7 separate regions of the Mus musculus genome follow, and regions 1, 3, 4, 5, 6 and 7 are each linked to region 2. A link is a loop called in an ENCODE intact Hi-C map of the cell type or tissue named here. Cell type or tissue: heart. All regions are shown on one strand. Region 1 overlaps Gm29871 (a long non-coding RNA gene). Region 2 has its middle 30 kb from the start of 5430440P10Rik. Region 3 has its middle 25 kb from the start of 9330188P03Rik. Region 4 has its middle 28 kb from the start of Spry2. Region 5 has its middle 33 kb from the start of 9330188P03Rik. Region 6 has its middle 25 kb from the start of Gm6145. Region 7 has its middle 24 kb from the start of 4930449E01Rik.

Region 1 (4,000 bases), 1.1 Mb before region 2:
ACATTTCTATAAAATAAAAACTATATGTAAATGACTACAGATTCATATCCCACTAAATGATTTTACAAAGTCCAGTATATAATGTGATTTTCTCTTGATTACTGCATTGGCTACTTTTCTTACTACTGTGACAAAACGCCTGACCAAGACATAGGGAAATAAGGTTTTCTCTACCTCACAGCATAAAGATATGGTGAGTAACCAGAGAGGGTGTCGCAGCAGAAGCACCCAGTGGCTGTTCAGCGTCTGCAGTCACCGAACTCTGTTCACCTTGCTTCCCCAGCCCCCTTTTGTTCCAGTCCATTCCCTAGCCATGTAGACTTCCCTGTCCACATTCAGAGCAAGTGTTCCCCCTGAGAGTGCTGTCATATACATACCATGGATGTGTCTTTTAAGTGACTAGAAAGCCAGTGAGGAAATCGAGACTAAACAGCACTTGGTGATGATGGTGATAAATGAACATTAAAATGTCATGATAATCAGACTGAGGGTTCAGTCAGTAACTGTGGCATTAGCATGAAAACCTGAGCTCAGATCCCAAAACCCATGGGGGTAAAAAGATGGTGTGGTTGCACCCCTCCTCAGTAAGTTATTCAGAACTGATCAGTCCTAACTGGACAATCAGCGTTCTTCAGTGGAGTGGCCCTGAGTATATCAACCACGCTGCAGCGTTGGTCTATGCTGTCCAGCGCACATTGAACTCCGTAGGTAGTCCAGCTTAGTTGCAACTAGCTCTCTTTACATAATGATTCATATCTATAACTTCAACACCCCTGTAATTTTCAGAGTTGGGAATTCATGTGGTGTGAGGTGAGGTATTTTCTGTCATCTGTCTGTTTTGTCCGTTTAGGAGGTAGTGTGCAAGGAGACTGGAGTAGAGAAAGGAAGGCAGAGGATGATGTAGTTAAGGCTCAGGAGAGAGAAGGACGACACACAGCTAAGATAACGCTTTTTCTATTACTACCATTCAGTTTTTAAACTGAAAATAACACATTTTCTATTTTGACCGTTTAATATTTAAACTTCCGTTCTCATTTCTCAAAACTAAATTAGAAGTAATACTTTGAAAAAAAAAGAATATCAGCTTTCTGCGCAGAGGACAAGAAGAGAACTCTAGGTGAGCTTGCTAGGACTATCACAACAAATTAAAACATGTAGATTCCTTAAAGTGCAGAAATGTTTCCTTGTGGATCTGGAAACTGGAAGTGCAAGATCAAGGTATCAGCGGAACGGACCTCTCTCCGTAGATGCCTCTGCTTCGCTTGTAAATGGCAAATGGTGTGACGTCACACACGATTCTCTGTATCCTCGCCTCATAAGGACTCAGGAGTAATGGCAGGTTCCCCACCCTTCTTATCTAACTATAAAGACCCATCATCTCCAAACACAGCACAATCGCGCTCTTGAGGTACTGGGATCAGCACACCAGCCTGTTAACGTGGTGGTAAAGGCTGCAGAAGGGAGCCTGGAAACAGAGTGACCGATACAGTTGGAGGTGGGGAGAAGGGAATAGAAACACATCTAACTTACAACGAGGCATCCTGTAAGGCTAAAGTCACCTGAAACGTCATCATCATGGTGCCGTTTAAGCTGCCCGGATGCTGAGGAGGGTGGGAAAAGGAGACCTTCTTTCATTCCTCTGACTCTTTCGCAGTTTACTCTGTGAAGGAAATATTCGGTGTTAACATGGGGAAAGTTGTTGACGCGTATGCATCCTTCATTGAGAGTCTAAGATAAACAAGTTCAAGTTGAGAAGTGAATTGCGTATGTAATTGCTCATCTTTCATTAGAACACTAGAGGGCGCCCTTCTCTTCTGTTAAAACACTGCTTCGAAATGAGTGGAAATAACAGGAGGGATTGCTCTGTAAAAATCATGGTTTTGTTTGGATAATTATGGGCTTGCTTCCACGTTCATTCCATTCTAATTTTTCTGATACCAAAACCAGCATTTTAAGTAATACTAAGCAGACTCGTAACTGAAAGGCCAGAAATAAGTATCGTGGCCGAGATCCTTAAGCCTGAACAGCTGCTAAGCACAGCCGGGAACAAGTGTTTTGTACCTCTTGCAATTGTCTGTTGAGTGTAATCAGCCTACGTTTCTGTGTTTAGGATTAGGGAGGGTCCTCCATGATTGTTTTCTGTATCTCACGCTCTCAAGTGAAGAGCACATTATTCTAGATTGGTGCATCTTTTAACAAGAGTGTCAAGGAGACCAGCCAAGCATTAAACATAAGAACCAAAATTTCAGCGTGGCCCAGATAGTGTTAATGACCAATATTTCGTTAGCATTTCTGATGTCAAATACCAAGCACTTTATTAAACTATTTTAGGGACACTATTGTGAACGGCTGTATTTATTGTCATGTTTAATATGGAAAGTGTTATAGCATTATGAAAAAAACAGATAGCCTATGACGAAAGGTGGCTTTGTCTCTTGGCATTACTGTATAAACATTTCATACCCTGCATACTTTATAGAGTTTTACTTCTAACAGTTTTGAAAGCTAGGGGTTTTGACTGTAATGTGCCTATAGTGGCAGAGTCTAAGGGCCTGGTCTCTGCTTTCAAATGACAAAAAGAAACCTGTATCAGCACACAGGGAAAGACAGAGGGACAGAAGGACTGGCCTGTTCTGGTTAGCACTTGGATAAAGTTGATCTCATTGGTGGGAGGAACCTGTATCAGCACACAGGGAAAGACAGAGGGACAGAAAGACTGGCCTGTTCTGGTTAGCACTTGGATAAAGTTGATCTCATTGGTGGGGGGAATGGGGCCTCCTGACTCCTCACTCTGACATCCCTTACAAGCCCTGTTCTTTAACCTACCTATAAAGTGGGGATTTTCTTAGACACATTTACTCCCTAGCAAAAGCCATTTGCAGATTTTAAGAAATGCTATGGAGTTTTGTTCGTATTTCTCTCAGGTAAGAAAGAATAAATTTGCGAGGATGGCTTTTGTGACCTGTTGGTGGCGAGTGTGGTAATGCAGGGGTCTGCCCCTAGAGTGGATGAGAACAGTGAGACATATTCATTTTGAATACCTGATAAGTTTGAGAATATTCACCGATTCTGAAATCATGTCGATATTCTGCTAATTATTATCCATCCCAATTAAAAATCTGAGGGTTAGATTTTTTTTCCAATATGCAATTTTAAATCTGTGATACTAGACTGACACCATCAATGTTATCTCTGACCTAAGCACCTTTCAAGTGCTTTTAGGTTGAGAGAAGTAGGGTAGCCCAGACTTAAGTTCCCAGAACTGCCATGCAAAGCTCAGAAGAGCTGGAGGGATGCTGCCAGTCACCAAGGAGACCAATTGCTAAATATCCTAAGCAGAGCTAAGTGCTATGTACAAGACCATGTCCATATGACAACATCTTCACCATGGAGAAAGTTCCCAGGATTTTATAGTGAACATTCTGCAGACCGTTGACCGACCTTGGAGTCTTATCAAAAGGAAACGCTCTGGGAACACTAACTCTGCATCGGGTACAGACCAACAAAAACAATGGGTAAAAGGGATGCTGGTATAGATTGTATTGACGGAGCGCATCTTATTCATATCAAATGGCAAACTTGTAAGGACATTACTAGAACTGTTACCTGTTTGTATTGAAAGAAGCAGTGGGAATATTAAAGAAAAGGAGGCTGACAATTCCCTCAAGTTAGTGGCACGAAGCAGATTGATATACTCACTCAGGAGCGAATGTGTGATGGTGTTCATGAAAAAAAAAAAAGTGGGAGGAACCAAGAAAACGGGTTCTAGTGAGAGTCCGTGCCAGTGCGCGCCCTCTGCCTCGTCCATAATGCAGCCTCACAGAATGATTGCACAAGACTTAATTTTTCTAAACAAGACAACACCTTCAAAACAAATTGAAGACTTCCCGGTTTTTTCACGATTAGATTGCAAAATTTACCAGGCCGCATTTTCCTTCATTTCTCTACTCCCAGCCCTGTTTTGAAAGGAGGATGTCTATACCTTCCTTTCAGGGCACAC
Region 2 (4,000 bases):
ATGTGTGTGCACATGCCTGTGGAAACCTGAAGTTAGCATAAGGAATTTCTCTTGATTATTCTCCATCTTATTCACTGAGGTATGGTCCCTCAAAACCAAAAGTTGTCCATTCAGCCAGCCTAGCTGTCCAGCTCACTCCTAGGATCTGTGACTTTGCTGTAAAGGCACTGGAATTACTAGCAGACCCCTCCCACTCCCCCCCCCCCCCCAGCATTGATGTAAATGCCAGAAAGCTGACCTCTGGTCCTCACTGTTGCTAGCTGTACAACACACTACTTAACTACTGAGCCAACTCCGCAGCCCTGAATATATTTTAGAAAATATAAAAGAATGCCTTATCCAAACTCATGATTGACAGAGCCTTTCAAGGTGGTGGGAAAAGGTGAATCAGAAATCCCATGGAGGATGACTGCCACGACACACGTGGTCGCAACTGTATGAAAGGGACACTCTTCAGGAAAATACGCATCAGTGTGGTGGGGACCTGGGGAAGGTGGCTTTAAAACTCCAGGGCACCATAATAGAGAAACCAGACACATGTGGCTTTTGAAACTTTTTTATCCTAAGTGCTTGTTTGCTAAGAACCAATTACATAATTTGGAAAGTCTGGCGTGATGTTCTTTATCTTGAATCTTACATCAAAACTTCAGGTTCTCTAATAGCAAACCCCTCAAGCTTCAGTGTTTATTTTTGTAATTGACATCATCTACTTTTGCTAGAGCTGAACCAGTGAAAGGACAGAGGAAAAAGAAATTGCAAAACTGAAATTTAAAACGTCAGAATCCACGGGTCACATTAACAGCAGTGTTTGACAGGGTCTGGTTTCTAGCTTCCATCTTTCAGGGGCTTGCTCGAAAACTTTCCAAGATGCAACACCATCATGGGCTGAACTCACTGATATTTGGGCAAACATTGCATTTACTCTCCATTCTGTTAAAATGTCGAGGTGTAAGTGCTCTGACATAATGTGGATTTATGTATTAACACAAAGGTCTCCTGAGACATGTACCCATAATTCTCCACTGGCTAGTGACTGTAAATCAGACTAGAAAGGCAGATCGGGGCCCTCTTTCTCCAACTATCTGTGATTTAATAAAGGAGAAAAACATGATAACTAACAAAGGAAGGCAGACATCACATTTGCCCCCCTCCTCTACACACACACACACACACACACACACACACACACACACATGCTCGCACAGAACCAGCTGACACTTTAATCCTGAATCCTCCACAAATGTCAGAGACTGATACTTTAAGTATTCTAGGAGACTTTTGAAGAATGACAATTTCAAAAATACACTTTAAATTTTTATTAATTTTACTTCAACGAAATGGATTTCATATAAAGGGGTAATGCCTAAGCAGCAATAACTCAGAATTATCATCTTCGAAATAAACATCCCAGGCACAGAAAACTTGCTCTCCGTGTCTAGTCTCCCTCCATAGCCACCCACCCTCCAACTCCCTTAACACTTCTTCCAGCGTTATCTCAGAATGCTGTTCTCTGCTGATGTATCTTCCCCAGGGCCGCTGCACCACTTCTCCTCAGAGTCATGCAGCCCCGGGATCTGGCTCTGCCTTTATTTCTCTTTCACTTTGCCTGCCAATTTCATCTTCAGAGCAGGTCACTATCCTGCTCTGAAACCTTCCATAAGTCCCCATGCCCGCAGACGGAAGCCCACAAGCTTAACATAACTGCCCCCTGGTGGTCATCTACTGACTCACAGAGTTGGAACCCGGATTAAGGTTTCATTCAACATGGAAGACCTTTTTATTTCTAGGGGAAGCCAAGGGTGGGAAAGTGGAAGAAAGTGCGGACAAGTGTTTGCTTTCTTTTCACAGCTACGGTGAAGAATACCAGAGAGCAACACCTTGTGCCTCCAAGAAAGTATTAGTCTCCCTGAGGACTCTTCGGAGTTCCATGTGCAAAGCAATGCTCATCTCCATTGTCTCTACATGCTCATCTCTATTGTCTCTACATTGAGCGCCAACTTGGAATTTTGTGGATGAAACATGACTCAGTGTAATCCGTGATTTACAACATAATTGGTCCCCTGAACTGACTTCCTAAAGACACATGTTGTCAATTAAGACCACATTCTTGGAGCAGAATGTAACATTAAAATAGCAAAAACAATCAGAAAATAAACTTAAAAGCACAGAAAATTTGCTTCCTGCAAACATTGAGAATGTAAAGCAAATATTTAATGTCAATTCTCAGAAGTTCCTTTGGGGGATATTTTTCTTTTCATGGTCTGGACAAGTTAACATGTTTTAAAATGTAAGCATGAAAGGTTTTTAGCATGGAACTACTTTGGTCTAAGTTTTTAATGCTAGAAAATGACAATTACTGTCCTAGTAAAAAAAAATATAATTCCATGTCCATGTATGTCAGAATCAGCAAAGGAATCAGCCTGCGACATTCACCCCTCATGCCCACTATTTGCCACAAAAAAAGTTAAAATTAGAAAAACTAAGGAGTTGAACATTTGGGGAGAGTTTCCCTAGGGGCAACAGGTGTGTGTGATGTCTTCATCCACTCCCATTTTGAAGGCAGGATAGAAAAGCAGAGCTGCGTCTCAGCCTTGAGGCCCAGTATAGAGACTGAGGATAGCACACTCAGAACTTCTCTGTGTCCTCCGAAAACAGAGGAGCGGAGTGGGCTGTTCCTGATTCAGGCCCGAGTAACCTAGAGACAGCATCCAGGTGGGGGAAGCATCAGCACAAACGAACCTGAGAGGCAATATCATTCCTACAGGCAGAACAGGACAGGTGTGTCCTTTTCACACACTCAGCCCGATGCATGGGCAAGCAGTGGAAGACAGGCCACCGTGCGTTCTGTACAGGATAGGGACAAAGAAATGCCCACAAAAAGACGCCGCGGGAGCAAGGGGAGTTCTCAAAATGTTGACTGAGTTCTAGGTGGTCTTCACGCCCAAGGAAGCCAAAGGCCTAAGATCCAAGACACAGAGCAGGACACAGAGATGTTGTCAAAGAGCTCAGAATCTGCGGAGGTGCTGCTATGCTCAAGTCAGAGACATCCAGGAATGGCTCTTCCCTCCTTACTCTCCTTCCTGGCTTCACTGATCAGAGGAGAGTTGCAGAGGGGTAAGGGGTCTAAATAGAGACAATGCTATTTCCTTTACCACGGGTACTTAATAGACATGTTCCTGAAATCAGATGGTTAGTGGTGAATGCTGACTACTAAGAGTTGTTTGTCTTTTGTTTTCTGTTTAAATCAAGAGTCTACATTTCATTTTAAACCAAGAGAATAACTATTATTCTCATTGGATGCTAAGGCCAGTTGTCTTATCTTTTGCTGTCGACATTCTTGAGGAGTAAACACTGGTACCAGGATAGACATAGTATGTGATTTAGGAAAATACATTTCCAAATCTACGCTCTTCCACTTCAATAAGATCTATGTATTTTAGGAATAAAGACTTTTATAATTGTTTGTGGGACCATCATTAAAGTTTCTTATAATGTACCACTTATGTACCATGAGTTTAAGAAAAAAAAAAAAACCAAAACGCTACTCAATTGAAAAAAATCTTTGTATATCTCAAGTATGCAAGTTTCAGGTAATAACTTCAACATCCAGAAGCTTATGAAATTATTTTTCCACTGTTTTGGATAATAGAGTTTTTCACTGCATATGTCTGAACATGCAAGAACAAAATCTGGTAGATTATTCTGTATCTTAAGAAATTTCTCTGAGTCTAGAAATATATAAACTTTGGAGATTGGATCACTAGTGTTTTAAACCTCAGATGAGAATAAAATGGGTTTTGTCTTAATAGCCTTAAATTTTTATTTATTTATTTATTTATTTATGAGAGAGAGAGAGAGAGAGAGGTGCACAGATCCCCTTGGAGGTCAGAAGAGGATCTCCAGGAGTTGGAGGCTCAGGTCGTTGTGAGATGACCAATGTGGGCTCTAGGGACTGAGCTCTGGTCCTCTGGAAGAACAGTCAGTGAGTGATCTTAGCCAC
Region 3 (4,000 bases), 170 kb before region 2:
TATTAAGAAAATCTTTCAAAATCAATATGCTAAAACAAATGTAGAAATGCACATCTGTATTTGCTGCACTCTGGAGGCTGACACAACAGACTTACAAGATCAAGGCCAGCCTGTACATATAATTAGTCCCCGTCCAGCCTGGGCTACATGGTAAACTCCTGTCTATGAATGAATAAGCAAGCAAACAAACAAGAAATATTTTTTAATTAGTTCATGTACTTTTTTAGTTGGATTTTAAAAAACATTTTCTAAGAGACTAGGTTGAATTATGAGCTTTTGTTTATAATTCACAATTTTTGTTTTGTTTATATGGCCACAACGTCTAAATGATGCTGGAAGCAAGCTATGGAAATGGAAGAGGCAGTGGCTGTGCCTGGAAATTCAGTATTCTACCCGTGGTACTGGAGCCTGAACATTCTTCTTACACTGCCCAACTGAGCTGGGAAAGAAGAGTTGGAAACCTCAGCTGTCCTTGGAGGCTGCCTTGTGACTTACTTGACTTTTCTGAGCTTCCAAGTACCCACAGGTAATAATCCTGGTCTTATCTCCCTAGTGCTTTCAAAAATGAAATGAGAGATTTACGATAAGGTGCTTTGAATAGTAAAATGTGCCATATTATTATTCAAACAAGGCATTATCCTCTCAAACCTACTTAGAAAAGGTTGTCCATGAAATACTGCATATTAATGGGATCCTGGTCGGCAGACAGTGTAGATTCTCTGGGCAGCATTACGGTGTCAGCTATTTGTCAGCACGGCATAAATTCTGTGCTCCAAACAAGCCTTCAATGCCCTTCGGAAGTCTGGGCAGCGAGTGTGAGACTACTTCTTCTCTCAAAATAGGTACGACTGCAGAGAAAGGAAGAGTGTTTAAGAAAACACGAACAGCTCTGCCTGCCAAGTCTGTGCTCGAGCTGCCGTTTCTCACGTGACAGGTGTTGAGAAGAGAGGAAGCTTGTCTAAAAACCCAAGTCCAGGCAGGAATTTCCATCCCCTCTGGTTATCTTACCGAGTTCCTAGAATAGAAGCATGTCCAAGCCTAAGTGTGAATCTATACAAACATGACATTATAACAACAGATTTCTTCACCACGTTCCACGCCCAGCTCGCGGAGCGGCATCAGCTCCACAGTCCCCTCTTGCTGCTGTCTTTCAGTCCGTTGTGTGACCGCTTTGAGCAGTTTTGACCTTAGCGCCGTTTCTCCACAGTCTAGTATACTAGATATCTACAAAGGGCATGTTTTCCTCATCAACTGCATTGCTAGGTTAGATCTCAAATAATTATTCTACTAATTGCAAATTATTCCCAAATAATTTGTTATTTTATGTGTGTGGGGGAAGGGTGGTTTTACTTGGGTGGGTCGTTTAACATCAGAACTTTTAGATATGAAAGACTAGGGGAAAAAAATGGTCGTAGAGTTGACTCAACCTGGGAAGTGTGCTTCAGCCTGGGGATTCTCAGCTGGCATTTTACTGAAGTTCCATTCATTAGCTGAGATTTCAGATGTTCTAAGATATATACAAGAAGTTGACTGTGTGTCTATGCATACCCTGACCTTTATTCGGTTTATCACTCATAAATGTAATACTGAAACTCTTACTTAGGGAGACAGTGAAAAAGTTCAATTTCTCATCACTAATACCCTGGGAGCCTTTGCTAGTCCATGTTAATTTCTTAAATGACTAGGTATGTTTCTTAATTTCTGATCCCATTTCATCCTCTGGAAAAATGGAACATGATAGCTGCTAGCTAAAGGGGCTATATAGGTTAAAGAAGACTGTATGGAAAGCTCTCAGGATATTACCAGATACGGAACAAATATTCAACCCATGGTACAAACAGTGTCTCTCAGAGTTGATGCTCACTATTACTTCAGGAGGAAAAGTAGACAGTGGTAGGGAGCCTAAGGTGCAGGACGGCTTTGATTGTCTGAACTTAAAGGCAGATATACTACCGACTTCAAATAGTAAGAATGTAACTGTGCAGACAGCTTTCCTGCTCCTAAACCACAGGTCATGCCACATAAAATCTGAGGGAGGAATGCAAGAAGAGGGTGTTACCTCTCTCTTGGGTGACTTGAATTCCATGGCATAGAAAGAATGGAAGAATGAATCTAAAACTAGTTTTAGTTTCTTCAAAGTATTAATGTGTGTAGCTTAAGGTAGAGGTGGTGTCATGGCAAACGCTTTTGGTTCACCAAGAATCCTAAGCTCTAGTCTGCAAGAATTGGTCTCCTTCAAAGTTTGGAGCTGTGACGAAAGGATGGACCATCTAGAGACTGCCATATCCAGGGATCCATCCCATAATCAGCATCCAAACGCTGACACCATTGCATACACTAGCAAGATTTTATCGAAAGGACCCAGATGTAGCTGCCTCTTGTGAGACTATGTCGGGGCCTAGCAAACACAGAAGTGGATGCTCACAGTCAGCTAATGGATGGATCACAGGGCTCCCAATGGAGGAGCTAGAGAAAGTACCCAAGGAGCTAAAGGGACCTGCAACCCTATAGATGGAACAACATTATGAACTAACCAGTACCCCGGAGCTCTTGACTCTAGCTACATACGTATCAAAAGATGGCATAGTTGGCCATCACTGGAAAGAGAGGCCCATTGGACACGCAAACTTTATATGCCCCAGTACAGGGGAACTCCAGGGCCAAAAAAAAAAAATGGGAATGGGTGGATAGGGAAGTGGGGGGGGGAGGGTATGGGGGACTTTTGGGATAGCATTGGAAATGTAATTGAGGAAAATACGTAATAAAAAGATATTAAAAAGAAAAAAAAAGAAGTGTAAGCTGCTGTGAAGACTTCAGGGCAATTACTCTTTTGTGTTGGGTTTTTATGTATTATGGATTTGTAGAGTTAAATAAGGATACTCTTATTTCAACCCACCTGTTCATATAATTTAACAGTCTTCTGATCACTTGCAGTTCAAACTAATCAATAAATATTTGATAAATTGCAGTTTGTCAACAATTTAAAAAAATTGGTCTCCTTGATCCTGGCATGATGGCACAGACACCACAGGGCCTTTGCTTGCTAATTTTGTCTTCTCAAAAAGCAAGCAGACATATCTATGTGGTTTCTGTGAGCAAGGTATTGACGCCATGCTGTGGGCATGGCTGAGAGGACAAACAGCCCTGATCCGCAACAATAATGCTTCTCCCCTTACAGTAGGGTTAGATCTTGACAAACCCACCCTAAGTTGACAATGCAATGAGTGGAAAATGGTCTTATTGCACAACACTTACTGCACAGCATAGTTTAACAACACTGTACACTGTAAAGGCTGACTGCAAGCTATGGCTGAAGGCCACCATCCAGCATCAACAAAGACCACCACATTGCATGTCACTCACCTAAGGGAAGATTAAAAATTAAATTAAAATTTCTACCAAACAAGTACCAATTACAAGCCACAATTAAGTGAAACAGTTTTAAGCCAAACCACTGTTATATTGGCTGTCTCTATTTGCCAACCCCTGTGGAGTTGGTACTATATTAAGTATCATCTCAGGAGTCTATGCTCTCTGGTGCTGGCACACACACTTCTGTCGGATGAATTTGCATCTGGGATGAAGGCCATTCAGATGAACACTTCAACCTCGTGAGATCTCCCAAGTGGCTTCCATTCGAGAGTCTTCGGACTCTGCTTCTTCTCCTTAGACTGATTATTTCTAGTTCCTTATTTTTTTTCCCACTGACCTCATGTCCTTGTCCCAGAGTCCTTTCCATTGCTCTACTTCAAAATGTGGGAAGTTGTGTCCTTCTGATTGTGAGGAAAATGAGAGAGGTAAAAAAAAAAAAGTGCCTGTAGGGATTCTAATAATAATGCTACAAGGCAGTCTCATTCAAAGTTCACAATTGTGTGTCCAAAGTAAGTTGAGACTCTTACAATTGCACATATGGTCTATCTTCAACACACTTTAATATGGTCTATCAACTTCTTCCTTCCCCACCCAATGCAGTCTGCATGCTTCTGCCAGATTCATCTTC
Region 4 (4,000 bases), 530 kb before region 2:
CACCCAGCCAGCCGTAGCGAACACATTTTACCTTTGCCTTGACACACTGCCCGATGGTCCTTTTCCTCAGCACTAAAACCCAAGGATCTGTTTCTGCTCCATCCCTAGTGTCCTCCACATCATCAGTCATTCCAGAGCCTTCCCATGCCACGCCAGAACTCTAGCAGCTACAGCTGAATTGCTTCTTTTGAAACCGCTTCTCCCTGACGTTAGCTGCCTCTGACCCACACCTTCTTTTTGGTGATGATTTGCAGGGTCTGAAAATGAACTGCGGATGTTAACTTGTTTACGTCATTACTTGTTAGGGCATTTCCTCACAAAGATAAATATTTAGGGGGAGGGTTTCTCAGGTAAGGAAATGCTGTTTCTATCCTCCCTGCTACACAGCGCCCCCATCTTTTCCTTATTCCCCACCCCTTTTCCTAGCAGTCTGGCCTTTCCTAGAAGCAGTGATTCTCTCTTTGACTCTTCTAAAAGTCCTTAGAGCCTCTCAACCTCCTCAAAACCTCCCTGCTGAGTGCACACATCCTTTAGGAACCAGCTCATTTATTACCTGCTACTTGACTGATGTTCACCTAAAGGCAAAGACCAGTAGAAGGAGCTGAATTCAATACAGACAAGCTTCACATCAAACACTTTTTTAAAAAAACATTTATTTATTTTATATATGTAAGTACACTGTTGTTGTCTTCAGGCACAACAGTGGAATTGAACTCAGGACCTCTGGAAAAGCAGTCAGTGCTCTTAACTGCTGAGCTATCTCTCCAGCCCACATCGAACACTTTTTAAGACATGGTGTAGAATGTTATAACAGAATACAGCAAAGAATTCAGTGATGTAATGCAAGCATTTGTTAAATGACAGTATCTATGGATCATCACTGAGATGTGAACGTCAACATTCCAGAAAGAAAATGGGTAATTCTGAGAACCTTTAGTTCTAATTTCTAGACCATGAAAAGTTATATTACCTGAGCAATTCCAAATATCTATACTACAGGAAGATATAGACGAACGTTATCTAACAAAGTGGTTTCTTAAATGCAATAGCCTATGTTGATATCATCCCCATCTGGTTATTTTCTGGTGTGAGCCTGATGGACAGGTAAACAAATGAACGGTTAGACTCAGTTACAGAACCAGCGAGACCGATCAGAAGCTAAGGGTGCTTGTTTCCACCCCTGATACCCTGAGTTTGCTTCCTGAGATTCACTGGAAGCCACGGTAGAAGAAGAAACTGTATTCTCACAAGCAGTCATTAATCAATCACACCTGAGCTGTACTTTACATGTCCCTGTGCACATACCACACATACATACACATACACACATATATATGCCACATACATGAACACAGACTCATACAGGCACACACATATGCACACACACGCACATTCATATACCACATACACACATGTGCACACACATACACACACTCATGCACACACACACACACAGACACACATCTTCATATACCACACACACACACACACACACACACACACACACTGGAATGAATGATGAAAACACCAAATTATCAATAACTAGTTATACAAGGTTATCTTTAACAAAAAAAAAATTTTTTTCAACAAAATAAAATTGTTGTATTTTGAACTGGGCATGGCGATACACACCTGTAATCCCAGTACTTAGGAGGCCGAGACCAGCATGGCCTATATAGTGAGACTGTACCCAAACAGAGGAAAATATGGGGGAGAAATAATTGCTACATTTTATGCTCTACTTAACATAAGAAAGGAAATTCACTTAAAATATGACAGTAATCTAGGCCTGCTTCAGCATCACTACTAAATATTAGGGGAAATGTTACCAACTAACCTAAAACTTTCTGTCAGGAGAAACGTCTCTGTCAAAACAATATGTAAAACACACACAAAAATCAGAATTTTCTTTGCTATTATTCTATCCTCCCAAACTGTCCCAGTAGAGCCAGCAGAGGGAGCACAACCATTGTGGGTTTGAATGTGTGCCTTTAAAAAAAAAAAAAAAAAAAAAAAAGCCTTTTCTCCTGGATTTTCAGATCCTTTATCATGATTGACAAAAATGATAAATCACAAATATTATTTGCCACTGGTAAATTGTCTCAAAAGTCACTTTTATTGAACAAGTGTCAAAACATTTTCTTTATTCACATTTTAGTTAAAAAAAAAAAAAAGTAATGCATGTCTGGTATAAAGGCGAAACAAACCCGGGGGAAAAATGCTTACAAAGTTAATAATCTACCTTCTATTCTGATCCATATTATGAACAGACTGGAATGTGTCTTATAACTTATTTTTAAAAAGTATATGTATATGTGAATATATGTCCTATGTGGATCATCTCTGAGTGTTTCCTACCCAATATCGAATAACGTCTTTGGGAGGAAAAATGAAATAAGCACAACGTTAGGACACGTAGTATAAGTACTTCCTGTGCAGAGCTCAGGAGTTCAGCCCTGCCGTGCAGGTGCTGCGGTCCACATGGAAACGGTGCGCATGCGTGATGCATGGGGAGCCCGTGTGCAGGTCCCTTCCTGAGATGTCATGAGGAAGACGAGGTAAACTGATTTCTAAGTCACGATTGATATTGCTAGTGTCTTCATAACACAAGATAGCAGCAATAAACTCAACCGCTTAAAGGGGGATTTTTTTTGTTACGTGAAATTAAAATACATTCTCGAATTTTTGGAATATTTTATAAATTCTAATGCAATGGAATGATCCAGTGTTTCTCTCCCAGGTGCACTGAGCCTACTTTCATTGTTTAACCAAAGGAAGGTAAAGGCTACAGGTATAGATATGATACTTTCTCCCACACAACAGGAAGAATCTTTCAATTTCTCGATGGTTTCCATCCTGTCCAATCCCTTTGCAAAGAGCTCCGGATAAATACGCATCCTAGGATATAAAGACACCAAAGTCCAGAGACCCTGCTTGCCAACGCTACCTCTGTGAATTCATTTCTGAACCCAGGGAATTTGCTGAAGCCAACACACCATGACTTGCTATGCAGTCCCATCACTCAGTTGATCTCCTTATTTGTCTCGGTGCCTACTAGACACGTTCTTGACTAATGCCAGTTGCTGTTGAACTTTGACCCCATATAAGTGTTAAGGTCTCCCACGTAGAAGAAGGAAATCTGCAGGAAGAGGATGGTGATGTGGGCAAATAATAACAATAACAACAACAATAATAATAGGGGAAACTGGAAGGATGACGGAAGGGAAGACCTTATTTACATGACTACAACATATTCTTTTTGGAGGTAAAGAATGTAATTAGTGAGCTGTGATTTCCTTCCCATCTCCTGAGAACAGAAAAGACCGTCTGTCTCTTGTGGTGGTTGTAATTTGCGTTTCGTTATGTTTTCTTTGCTAAGGGCTTTCAATGTTCAGAAAAATGTTCGAGTTACTGCACTTTGTAATAAAGTAAGAGGACACAGCACCGCGGTCCTCATTCCTCATTGACACAAACCAAGGAACGGGATGTCCAAAGCCTGGCTCAATGTCACAGGAAAGGCTGTTGCCGAAGTAGAGGTGGGCCCCCCCCCCCCCCCCCGAGAGCCCTTTAGGTTATCCACAAAATCAACACAAGCAGTCTAGATTTGTTATCTCGCCCCTTTCTGTCTCAGGCTGAGTGACAAAGAGTGCTTGGTGAGATACTGAGTAAGACTGACAACACAGGAAGTCCATTCTGGGGGCAAGCTGTGTGAGTGGCAGCCAAGCAGGAGGCCAGGAGGCAAGTCTGCGCACAGCTCCTTTCTCCCTAGCTCACCCCTACATGTGGCCCAGAGGCCGCAGTGATCCAGAAAAGGAGATGCTAAGGCCACGGAGGTTCCAGCTGCTTTGAAATTCACCGAACCAGTCCATTTCTAAGCATCTGTTAGCAAGAGGAAGCTGTGACTCAATGGGGGTGAAATGAGTCATCTAGACGACAGAGCCCTCGACATTTCCAAGTCGTTTGTGTGTTAATTCACAGATAATTTATATCCTTATTTATA
Region 5 (4,000 bases), 160 kb before region 2:
TATTAATGCTAGTTAGAGCACTGGGATCAGACAACTTTAATACCAGTAAACTCACCAAATTAGTATATAAGCACATTGGACATAAAGCCCAACAGGATTTAATTACTCCCCCCCACCCCAATCTTTGCTGTCATTGTAGTTGTAGTTTTATTTTGAGGCAGGATCTCACTGTGTAGCCTAGAACTCATGACTCTTTTGCCTTGGCTTTATATAGTACTGAGATCATAAAAATGTACCACCACAGCAGGCTTTATTTAAGTTCTGAAATGATCCTGGTCAGAAAATAAGGGGATTTTTCTGTCTTCATTAGCACAATTCTTTCAACAGATAAATTGGGAAGAGCTAAGATATTAAATCAATGTCCTGTTTTTGTTTCCAGTTTGAGTTGTTCACACTGGTGATGACTGAGCCCACCACCACCTTATGCACTGTGATGATTTGAATGAGAAATGTCTCCCTCAGGGTCATATATTTGAACAGTTGGTTTCTTGTTGGCACTTCTTCTGGAAAATATGGAAGATTTAGGTGGTAGAACCTTGCTGAAAGAAGTCTGTCATTGGGGCTGGGCTTTGAGAACCCACAGGCTTGGCTTATGTCCAGTTATATACTCTCAGCTTCATGTTTGTAGTTGAAGATGTGATCTCTCAGGTCCCTGCCCCAGACACCTGCTGACATTTCTCTCCTACCATAACGGACTCCGCATCTGGAGCCATAAGCCAAAATAAATCTTTTTCCCATAAATTGCTTGGGATCATAGTGTTTTATCACAGTAACAAAAAAGTAACTAACATTCAAACTAAAGAAAACCAAATGCTTGGCTACTTTATTACTACTATTTGGTCTACTTCTGGGCTGCATGTTTAACTCATGTCAATACACTTTAATCTTAGGTAATGGCTACATCTCAGTTTTTCTATGATTCCTTATTGAAAAACAAGAAGCTACTTCCGGTGTGAAGAATTCCTTCATTTGTGTTGAAAGGCTAGCTCACCCACCTATTAAAGCTAACCAGTGAGCCTTACTGAAATAGATATTGCCCATGAGAAAGGTAAAAAGAGGCTATTGGGAGAAACCTCTTTCAGGATAGTGCAGGTTAGAGAGGTACCTACGATATAAGAATAACCAAATGAACTTGAACTACTTGCACTAACAACCTTGGGGACCCTAGACTGATGGAGTTACAGACACTTCCTTGGTAAAATTTCAAGGATCATGAAGCTCTTCTCTTGTGTCCAACATGAAGCTTATGTGAGAACACCACAAAGGGTGCCCTGTGAACCTTAGGTATGCCACTTTTCTGTATGGAACATCCACGCATCCTGTGTGTGCCAACAAGAGCATGTAGATGTGGGGGAAGGAGCAGAATTCTGGAAGAAGTCTCTGTCAAGATCAAGGGAAACATGAGGCTGTGGGCAATGGCTGAAGCTGAAAACCTTAGGTGTGGCAGCCAATATGTTCTTTTCTAAAGACCACATAGAGCCAATGTCATGCTAATAGATCCCAGTGGCCAGGTAAATAATAACTTCTTCACCACGAGTTCTAAAATGACTACACAGAGCAAAAGCCTGTGTTCACAGAAGCCCAACCTTGTGCCACAGAATTACAAGGAGTCCCCTGACACCAAACCCCCAGCATTTGACGCCATCTAGAGGAAGGGCAAGGAGACAAAATGAGCATTTACTCTGGAGAGGCAGAGTCATCCAGAAGAAATCATCTAAACAGGAAGAAGAGACAGAAATGTAGTTAATTAGTAAGAACCTCCACCCTAAGGAGAGAGTTAACAAGCTCAGCAGAGACTCCCGAGGCTACTGAGAAGCCCAGAGCACAGACTTTATGGGGCAGCAGTCACAAGATAATGCTTTGTATCCCATTCTAACACTTTCTCACACCCCCAAGTGGGTTCCTTGGGAGTAAGGTGATTCACTATTGATAACTTGGATTGGTTGTGGAAGGAAAGAAGGACTTCTCAGTATTGACATCAACCAATCTTGGTGTCCGTAAAGACAGTTCTTTTATCAGCTGCTTGACGCCATGTGCCCTGTCCTGCACAATGAATATAGTCAGTGATGAAAAGGAGAAATGCTGCAGCTCTTCTCGCTAGCTCAGATTCTCTCATGCTATCTTTCCTACTTTTCTTCACTGTTATGAGACAATAAGGTTAGAAGGAAGATCTAGTTTCAAAGCGGTTCAATGTTTTTTCAGTATGAGAAAAAGTCTAGGCTGGGTGACTGGATATAGTGACTGTTGTTCCGTCACTGGCCACAGTGTCTATTACCCAAGGGGAAAATGTCATCAAGTTAATTTGGAATGTTGAGTTAGTTGTGCAGGGTTCTTATCTGAAGAGCTGCCTCTACTAATGTGGGTCATGAAATTCCAAAGGGCTAAGCACCCAACTTACCAGACTAATTCCAATAGTGTGCTGATGTGTTCCTCCTCCAGAGACATTGTGTGCATCTCTTCATAACTGAGAGTTGAGTGACCGCACTGTGGTCATTTGAAATTGGCCATGATGGGAGTATTTGCCTAGGTGGATGGAAAAAGGCCACAGTTTGATGCTTGTTTTGTTTTGTTTTGTTTTCTGGACAATTTGCTCTTAGTCATTTGCTTCAATCACCATCACCTTAGAAATCCCTTGTATTAAAATGTGTCCCGGCATCAGTATTATACTGCTGTTACAACACAGAACCACAAATTCAATGACTTGAAATAATACAAAATGGCAATGTTCCACAGGTAAATATCTGAAACTAGCTTCACTGGGCTAAACCTTGAGGCATCAGCATTCCTCTCTGACACTCTAGGGTAGAGGTAATTTCAGCTCCTGTAGTCCTGTGCACCCCTGGGTTCTTGTTGACTATCTTCAAAGCCAATGGCAGGAGGTCACATCCTTCTTTCTCTCTTGTCTACTCATAGAAGTCTCTGATTATACCAAGTCTACCCAGGTAATTTAAAACCATCTCTTATTTTCAAGTGAGCTCATTACCAGTTTTAATGCCACCTGAAGTCGTTGCTCCTGTGTGCAATATGAAGTTCCATCGACATAGGACCCAGGGATTAGGATGGAAAAAGAAAACCTTACAGCAGCCATTTTTTCTACCTACTCCAATTTGTGTTCCAAATATAATATACTACTACTACTACTAATAATAATAATAATAATAATAATAATAATAATAATAATTTGGGGAGAATCACAAACAGTCTTTCATGGGGAGTGACAGACTTTCTAAGGTGCTTTCTAATTCATTGTTTGTGAATAAGTTATCTCATTAAAGCCCCCATGGGAACATTGAGAACACTGCTAAGTTTTTCATTTGATCAATTACAATAACAGACAGAACTGAACTGGGAAGATAGCTCGACTTGAGTCCTTGCCATGTATGTGTGAGGAACCACCTTAGATCCTGACAACCAATATTAATATTCTGGGTATGGTGTGTTGGTACACCCGTCATCCAAGCATTTAACAGGCAGAGACATGTAGACCTCTGGGTCTCACTTTTCAGCCAGCATAGTCTAACTGGTGAGGTCCAGACCAGTAAAAGACCTTGTCTCAAAAACTAAGGCAAAGAGAGATTCAGAAGGACAGAAGATGTCAGCCCCATAGACATGCAAGCAAGGGAAATAGTGTCTTAAAAAAGAGACGAGACTCTCTTCATTATTATGTTTGTTACTAATAATTGACAGACTACAAGCTTTTAGGTTGGAAAAATTCGCACAATTTATCTTTCATTCACTTCCCACCTACAGGTTTTCTAAAAGGCATATTACTTCTGGCCCATCTTCTGCAGGAGGGTATACAAGAATAACTAATGAGGCCATGTCCTCAGACTTCACTTACTAGATTCTCACCCGATTCACCATCCATATTAAGACTCCCCAGATTCTTTTTAGGCATAATAAACCCTGGGGGAAAGGTAGATCTGACTATATTTAAGCGAAATATTTCTTTAATTTTAATTTTATTTATGTGTGTGAATCTTTTTGCTTATGTTTTTGC
Region 6 (4,000 bases), 270 kb before region 2:
TTGCCTTGGTCATGCTGTCTCTTCACAGCAATGGAAACCCTAAGAAGATGGGAAGAGTGAAAAGCAGGTATCTGATTGATTCCTTTTGTTTGTTCGTAGAGGCTTTTCACAAAGACCGTTCTGACTGGCAGAAGTGGATTGGTAAGAATCAGTAATACAGACTGCTCAATGTGAAAGGAACCTTAAAAGGGTGGACCAGGAGGAGCAAGCAAGCAGAGCCTTTGTAAAACACTCCTAACAAATGGTTGAGTATACAACAATCTGTGTAAGAAGCTTAATATGATAAAGAATATCTGGATATAGTCTCTCCAGATATATGCTGTACACACAAACCTGCCATGTAAGCTAGCTGGATATTGAAAGAAAAAAGTGAAATGATGTCATAATTTTGACATTTGCGTATGATCCCCTACCAAAGGCTACACAGCATACATTGTATAATGCTAAGAGCTACAATTCATAAATATATCAACTATAGATAAAATGTTTTAAGAAACAAAACCATGTCCTCTAATGATTTTCTTTGTAAGTATAAAGGAACAGAAACAACAATAAATTAAACTCACAAATTAAAAAGACCAACTAAAGTAGGCAAGACAAGCTGTAGGAAAAATATATTTAAGATATAGATGAGCTTTCTTCTCCTTATTAGCTGAATTCCTTCCCTTCGAGGTTCCAAATAGTTGCCTTAGGAACCATTTATCTGCAACATTTGAGTGAGAATCTCCTAAATATCATGGGAGTTACACTGTTTCCATATTCCATTAGTATCTTCTTTCTAAAGTGTGGTCTCCTATGGCAAGTGTCTTCTGTAAGTGGCATCCCTAGTGTCTAATTCAGCACAGGCTACTCAAGAACGTGTCATTAAGTAAACATTTGAATAAATAAGTTCTGAGGCTGAGGCAGGAGGATTGCCATGAATTCAAGGTCAGCATGAATTACATAGTGAGACCCTTTTCTAAAAGCATAAGAATAGGTCAGGTATTTCCAGTCTCTGCAAAGGTCTGGAATGTTCTACCATCTTGCCCAATCCAGGTAAAATCGGTTTACTGACCACTGCCCCACCCCGACCCCCACGACTTTTACATCCCAAAGCCTTAATGTCAGCTTCTCACTTCATGGTGGCATGGTAGCTAAGACAGGTCTGGTTGTGTTGATCTATTTGTATGGTTATGTCTCAGAAGTAGGACAAAGATGGGAACAGGAGAAAATGACAGCAGTTAAAATTACTATCCTTTCAGATTTGTCATGAGAATAAAAACCCAGCATTATATATATATAACAGTTTAAAAGTTCTAATGTATTATATAGAAAGGTAAATGGTGGATAAATAGATAGAGATCTTGAAAAAATATGTATTCTTGAACTATCTTGTCAAATATACCAAATTTTACCCCAAGACCTCTTTTCATTCTTAACTTTTCAGTACAGAGAATTCTCAAAGTCTGAAAGACAAACACAAATCATAACTTAATAGCAATGACATTAAAATTTTTCCTTACATCTAACCTTGACTAATTCTCACATGGATTTCAGAAATATGAATAATGTCTTCATGCAATTCAGGCAGGCACAGAAAATAGGTGCCATTATTTCTGTTCTAATGACAGATTTTGAGGTTAGGGTGACTCATGAACAGCTGAGCAGCCAGTCAGTAGAAGAAACCAAAATAGCACGGAAACGCCTCCATTCCCACCCCACGCTCAAACCTCGGCTCAAACCTCGAGTGCACCCTCCGCGGGAGATGAGGGAAGCGTGATGCCTATGAAGAGCTTCCTGCAAGTTAATGAGCTGAAGCTATCCCTGGTGGCCATCCCTGAGCGCAGCGCACTCTCAGACAATCTGGCAGGAAGAGAGGGGAGAGAGAGGCAAGAAAAGCAAGCCCCTGCCCAGCCAAGCTCGATTGGTTTTAGGCAGGAGGCTTCATTTATCTTGAGCTGACTCATTTTCAAAAATCCTAGCTAATCAGAATTAATGTGCCCCGGCCAAGGTAACCCTGAAATGAAGTCTATTTGGTAAATGAGATGGGTTCACTTCAGCCTGCTTGACTCTGAAGGGAAAAACCAACCAAATAAATAAACACAATTTTTATGAGAGAGGGTTCTGTATGCACAAGGAAAGAGTAGTGAGGAGTGCTTTCCTAGTAAGATCTGTACCTAAACTATTTTTTGCAAATAATTAAAGTAGAATATAGCGGATAGAAGTCTTTGATGGTACAAAGGGATTAATTGGAGGACTTCTTCTGGAGCTTCATAGAATTCTCAGAATAGTTAAGGAACTTAATGGGAAATGACTTTAATCTGTTTTTTTTTAAATCTGTCTTATAATACAGACAAAATGGCCTTAAGTAGAGGGATCAAAACGTAACATCTGTAAGGTGTTTTAATAAGTTCAGATGCACTTGTCCCTCCACCATCCAATTCAAATACTAATAATGTCCGGTGCAAACACGGGTTTCCAGGACCCACAGCTATGCTCCTTCGCACCTCCGCTGGAGCTGGAGGGAGGCTTGCCTACCTTTCTGACTGAGGCTGCCTTTATGATTCTAACAGGCTGGATCCTAAGGGTCATTTAACAACTAGTTTTCTCTACACTGAGTCCCTTTTCTTGGTGCTGCTGCCCACTGCAGCCCACACTCACAAACACAGGAAAAGCAGAGGTAGAGAACCTTTGCCTCCTGCACTGTTCCTTCCCACCCCGTCCTTCCATCCCGCACAACTGGCTCCTCCATCTGCACATCACTGATCCAACTCAGGTCTGTCTGTTGTGTTATCAGTTCCTGGTATTTTCTTTATTGTCATTAATCTTACTATCCCCTGATATTAAACCTGTACAAGCTGTCTTGACGTTTCCGAAAGATACTCTTTATCTCCAGTGAAAAACAAATCCAGATCAAATCATCTATGCCACTGGATGTGAGGAGAAAAACGTAGGAATAGAGAGATACTTCAGTGACACAATGTAACCCCGTTTAAACTCACATGTCCCTGTACATGTCCCTGAGTCTGATACAAAAACTTTAGTTAAAACAGGAAGACTGATGACAGGCAAGGCTAGAGAAATCTCTTTACTCCTCCTGTGTGTGTGTGGGCATCCGAATCCCACAGTTCTGCAGATTTAGAAGGTTCTGTTTGACGGTGATTAGAGTTTTTGGTGCATTGGTCACAGACCTTGTACACAGCACGTTTCTCAGGGCATTGTGATCTCAATTCCTTGGGTGAACTCAGACAAAATATTTCTAAGGTAAACTTTTCATAGGAGAATTTGAAAAGTGTGACACTATTTCAGGGCAATGTGGCAGGTTGGGTTGGATGGCATCCAGGAGTCCCACAGTCTGTGTATTTGATATGCACAAGAGGGACTGGTCTAGAACATTTCCTTATCCTGTGGACTAATGCAACAGAAAATGTTTCCATGGCACATTGGTCTATTTCAAAGCCCCTGTATCCACAGGGTTTGAGAATAATTTATTTCTGTCTGGAAACTATAGGCAATTGTGAATTTTGAACAATGTAAATAATGTTCTTTTAAATGTGACTAAGTTAAGCTCTAAAAATGTGAGTGTATTTGAAGTAGTTCCCTGGAAGTATAAACGTTTGTGTTGTTGTTTGTTTATTTGTTTTTTATTTGTTTTGGTTTTGAGACAAGTCTCATTGTGAATGTCACACTGGCTTAGAATTTTTGTCCCCCTCATCTACCCTTGCCAGTACTGACTTATTATTGTGTCCCATCACCTATAATTTAGAAAAGGGTAGATTCTTAAGACAAACTTTTACTTCATATTTTTCCCCAGCACTGCTAAAATAATCAGAAAATTATTGAGGCTAACACAGCACCAACTGAACTCTCTGGCTTCTGTGCATCTCAAGAGAGAGTTTGATGCAAGGAAGAATGGTCAGAAGTGTGTATGATGGATGGAAGCCAAGTGAGACATACTCTCTTGGAAGAAAAAGCTGTCACCAATAAATCTCCAGAAACCTGCACTGGAACTCATGAGCCA
Region 7 (4,000 bases), 78 kb before region 2:
AACCTAAAATGTCAATACCTTACTTTAAAAAAAAAATCCTGAAATCTATAACATGGGTGCCTGCCTGCCTGCCTGCCTTCCTTCCTTCCTTCCTTCCTTCCTTCCTTCCTTCCTTCCTTCCTTCCTTTCCTTCCTTCCTTCTTTCTTTCTTTCTTTCTTTCTTTCTTTCTTTCTTTCTTTCTTTCTTTCTTTCTTTCTTTCTCTTCCTTCCTTCCTTTCTTTCTTTCTTTTTTTTTACTTTTATTTTTTATTAGATATTTTCTTTATATACATTTCAAATGCTATCCTGAAAGTCCCCTATACCCTCCCTCCGCCCTGCTCCCCTATCCACCCACTCCCACTTCTTGGCCCTGGCATTCCCCTGTACTGAGGTATATAAAGTTTCCAAAACCAAGGGGCCTCTCTTCTCAGTGATGGCCGACTAGGTCATCTTCTGCTACATATGCAGCTAGAGACACAAGCTCTGGGGGTCCTGGTTAGTTCATATTGTTGTTTCAAGTGTTTATTAGCTGTTTCTTTAAAGATGTTTTTAACGTGTGTGTGTGTGTCTGCGTGTCTGTGTGCTATGTGCACAGAAGTACAGGTACTCATGGAGCCAGAAGAGGGCGTCAGATCCTCGGGCTGGAGGTACATGTAAACTGCCAGTCTTTGGTGCTGGAAACTGACCTCTGGTCCTCTGTAGAGCATTACACATTCTTAGCCGCTGGATCATCTTTCCATCTGTTCTGATTCAGTGAATCTCTTGCTATTGGCACATACTAAAACTTTCTTTATAGAAGTGATACTATTTTATTTTCTTTTTCCAATGAATTAACATAACTGAAATAGCCCAACTAAATAATGCCTACCAAAAAAAATCCCTTTTTGATTATATTTTTTAAATGTATTTGACTTTTATTTAAATACTTAAATTTAAACAATTTGTGCTCAATGGCCAATGGTCTATATTTGAAGTAGCAATCTTTTACTCCTTACAGCATTTTAGGGCAATGGATAAAGGAGAATCATTTAAGGCTATCGTCAGGATGGGGAAACATAAAGGCTGGGTCTAGCTGGCTGAAATATAACTGATACAATCCACTGTCTCCCAAAGGACTGAGCCACAAGACTATAAACCCTGAAAATGACTGGTGTGATTAGATTAATCATGTCAAATATAGTTTATCAATCACTTATAGACAGACATCTAAAGTTCATATTGTCTCAGCTCCTCCTAACTAATAGAACCTAACTGACAGTCCCTTGGAAAACATCACTGAAAATACAAGTGTTCCTCACCTTGAAAGCCAGATAAAATTCCATGCCCTCAAAAATAAATAAGTAAAAAAAATTTAATAAAATAACCCAAACTATAATGGAAATTGTCTATAAGTTTCCCTTAAGTCATATGCTGATTTATGCAAGTTATCATTTTTTGACTTGCAAAACCTTGAATTATCTTGGTGATTCACATTCACAATCAGTGGAACATACGAGCGTGGAGTTAAAACCCCAGCATTTATTGAATGCTTAGCACAAAGGGCTTGATGGCCATACCATAGGCTGTTGTAGACCCAAAATCTTTTATCCACAATGATTCTATGGAAAAGATAGCCAATCTGGCCATGCCAGTCACAAGACTGACCCCAACCATGATTACAGAATAAACCTCTAGAGACAGCCTGTCAAGGCTCTGTGTCCTGTCTAATCTCTGCAATGTGGATTATGGAGAATCTACTCACAAGTCACAGCTGAAGGCTGGTTTTTCACTTCCTTATCTGAGAAAATTTCATTTTTTGAATATCAAAGAATATTTAAACTATTCCAAGTATTTCAAGAGAGCTTTTGGCACAGAGCTCCCCACCTCAAGAGTTTACAGTTGCTGCCACCTATAGGCCCAATCTCAAGAGGAAAGGCTGGGGCTGGTACAAGCATAGGAAGTAGCTCACAAAGATTTTTCTTATTTAAAAAAAAAAAGTGTCTGGTCACCACAGACTTCTTCTAAAGGGAGGGTTGAAATGATAAATAACATTGGTTTCACCAGTGATAGTCTTTTTAATCCACCCAGTTGTGGCAGAAACTTAACAGCATCCGCCTTTCCACTCACAAAGTAAGGAAGCAAAAAAGCAGACAGCCAGTTAGCCACATCTTCAGGCACACGTAACTGTGACTGACCTGGCTTTGCATCTGTCTGGCTTCTTTGCAAACGCAAAGAGTAGGTGTTAAGAGCACTCATCCCCAAATGACTACTGCATGAATTAATGCATCTGAATTAATCCACCATTATTTAGTTAAGCAGATCTACCCATTTATGATGCCTGCGTATTGCAAAACATCACGTTGTACATTATTCACACACACGTTTTTTGTCTAAACATTTTTAAAATAGAAACACTTTCTTAGAAAGTTAGAAAATTAAACTAATGATTTCTATGAGTGACTTTTATGTATCTAACACAGAGATTGCTCTTACGTTATTCCTTATCCTGCTTCAGCTGACAAGTGATAGAGCAAACTTTGGAAGGCAATTTTTTTCCATTTTTTCCCTTTCTCAATAGCTACCTTGTCTCTGTGTACATACAAGTGCATTGGGAACTTGACAAAATATTTCCAATAGCTATTGATATGTAATAGCTATTGATATGTAATAGCTATTGATATGTAAGAGCATATACTGAACACAGTTAGCTATATTTGGCAAAATATATTGCTCCAGAGGGTAAATTTGATAAGATCCTGACCAGTCTGGAGTGGTAAGGTCCTACTCCCTTGGTGCAGTGTTAGGTTTTTCTGCTAGGCTTAAGAGATTCTCTGCAATTCAGACTTCTCATATAGCAGGATCTGCCTGATCACTACTGGTGAATCCTGGGGGAAGACCTAAGGCTGGAGCTAAAAGATCGCAGGTAGTGGTGAGGATGGCCTCTTCAGTGAGACAGCTAATTTTCATGCGGCTGTTTACGGGGACTGTGGAGTGAGTGTACATCGTTGACAGGGCCAGTGCACTAGGGATGCCTCATTTGCATAATGAGAAGTTCCTGGTGCTGCTGGACTTGGCCTTATAAGGGGAAAGGAAGTTTAACCTGGCTACATGACCTCCTCCACTGGGGCGAAGTAGGCCAGCAAGGGCTACAAGTGGATATGAAGGCCCAGGGCAGAGGGAAAGGACTAGATCCTACTGCTGATCTCTGGACAGATTTCCAGGGTTTGGACACACTTTGATCTCCCTCTTGTTCCAGGCCTGGTCCCCCATCCCCAATTCCCTGGCCCCACATGTTTCCTCTTGATAAACACTTGATATCTAAATGTTCTATCAAATCTCACCTTAGGCATATATGTCTCCTGAGTGTCCTGAAACTTTATATAAATGATAACGTCATTTCAATGATCCTTTTTCTCTTCCTTCTAGCAAAGACTCAGAGATGTCAAGCTCACCTTTTTTTGTACCCACCATCTTTTTCCTATGCTCCAACTTCCATTACCTCTATTCCATAGTCCTAGTGTCAATTCAGTATGTTCCAATAAAGTTTTTAAACATTTGGGGTAGATAAATGACTTTAGAAACTAATGAAGCTTGGAAGTGATATCTATGGAATCAACCAACTTGTAAAGCTTACTAATCAGAAAGGGAAGCCTGAACCACTGCCCATTTAATTAAACTATATCTCCCTCAGTAACCAGGTGAAAACTGGAATAGTGCTTATATATGATCTGGGTTTTGCAACAACTGTACTAGTCCCTCCATCTAAGATAATAAAACAAGACAGTAATCAATGAAATAAGAGTGTCAAACTGTAAGTAACTAAGCATATTTAATAAAACTTGAGAAGCCTTGACTTTATCATAAATGTGAAAATAGGAAAACTAAAAGTTAATATGAAATGTAAACAATAATTATAAATGCCATCAGTCTGGCTACTTACACATAGTCCCAGCTATGAATAGAAAGTTGAGAACTAGTAGAACAAAAGAGACAATGAGAAGAACAAAAGAGGAGACTCTTAACTTTCAGTTAATATCTCTA

Evidence for each region. Peaks named below come from ENCODE experiments on the same cell type or tissue, not always from the same donor. Only the 100,000 strongest peaks of a DNase experiment are listed, where the experiment ranks them.
Region 1: it touches region 2 in a loop (5-fold over the local background); 5 of 42 quality-filtered maps call a loop at or near these places.
Region 3: it touches region 2 in a loop (2.0-fold over the local background); 2 of 42 quality-filtered maps call a loop at or near these places.
Region 4: it touches region 2 in a loop (14-fold over the local background); 9 of 42 quality-filtered maps call a loop at or near these places.
Region 5: a loop joins it to region 2, with 2.0 times the contacts of the local background. A loop is called at or near these places in 2 of 42 quality-filtered maps.
Region 6: it touches region 2 in a loop (2.0-fold over the local background); 2 of 42 quality-filtered maps call a loop at or near these places.
Region 7: a loop joins it to region 2, with 2.5 times the contacts of the local background. A loop is called at or near these places in 3 of 42 quality-filtered maps.

Annotation. Positions count from the first base shown.
Region 1 is chr14:106,498,593-106,502,592 of GRCm38, reverse strand. It overlaps Gm29871 (a long non-coding RNA gene), which reads right to left. Exons shown (of 5, transcript XR_874942.1): 3 at 1,560-1,660. Among named protein-coding and RNA genes, the nearest start is that of Gm29871, 14 kb to the right of the region's middle. In heart, a CTCF peak has its summit at 1,791 (motif pointing right); no DNase peak of the experiment used is centred here.
Region 2 is chr14:105,395,327-105,399,326 of GRCm38, reverse strand. No RefSeq gene overlaps it. Among named protein-coding and RNA genes, the nearest start is that of 5430440P10Rik, 30 kb to the left of the region's middle. In heart, a CTCF peak has its summit at 1,708 (motif pointing left); a DNase peak (open chromatin) is centred at 1,576; H3K27ac peaks cover 562 bases.
Region 3 is chr14:105,563,027-105,567,026 of GRCm38, reverse strand. No RefSeq gene overlaps it. Among named protein-coding and RNA genes, the nearest start is that of 9330188P03Rik, 25 kb to the left of the region's middle. In heart, no CTCF peak of the experiment used is centred here; no DNase peak of the experiment used is centred here; H3K4me3 peaks cover 1,047 bases; H3K27ac peaks cover 1,405 bases.
Region 4 is chr14:105,922,877-105,926,876 of GRCm38, reverse strand. No RefSeq gene overlaps it. Among named protein-coding and RNA genes, the nearest start is that of Spry2, 28 kb to the right of the region's middle. In heart, a CTCF peak has its summit at 1,949 (motif pointing right); no DNase peak of the experiment used is centred here; H3K4me3 peaks cover 531 bases; H3K27ac peaks cover 744 bases.
Region 5 is chr14:105,554,644-105,558,643 of GRCm38, reverse strand. No RefSeq gene overlaps it. Among named protein-coding and RNA genes, the nearest start is that of 9330188P03Rik, 33 kb to the left of the region's middle. In heart, a CTCF peak has its summit at 1,651 (motif pointing left); no DNase peak of the experiment used is centred here.
Region 6 is chr14:105,666,920-105,670,919 of GRCm38, reverse strand. No RefSeq gene overlaps it. Among named protein-coding and RNA genes, the nearest start is that of Gm6145, 25 kb to the right of the region's middle. In heart, a CTCF peak has its summit at 1,795; a DNase peak (open chromatin) is centred at 1,809.
Region 7 is chr14:105,473,036-105,477,035 of GRCm38, reverse strand. No RefSeq gene overlaps it. Among named protein-coding and RNA genes, the nearest start is that of 4930449E01Rik, 24 kb to the left of the region's middle. In heart, a CTCF peak has its summit at 1,872 (motif pointing left); no DNase peak of the experiment used is centred here.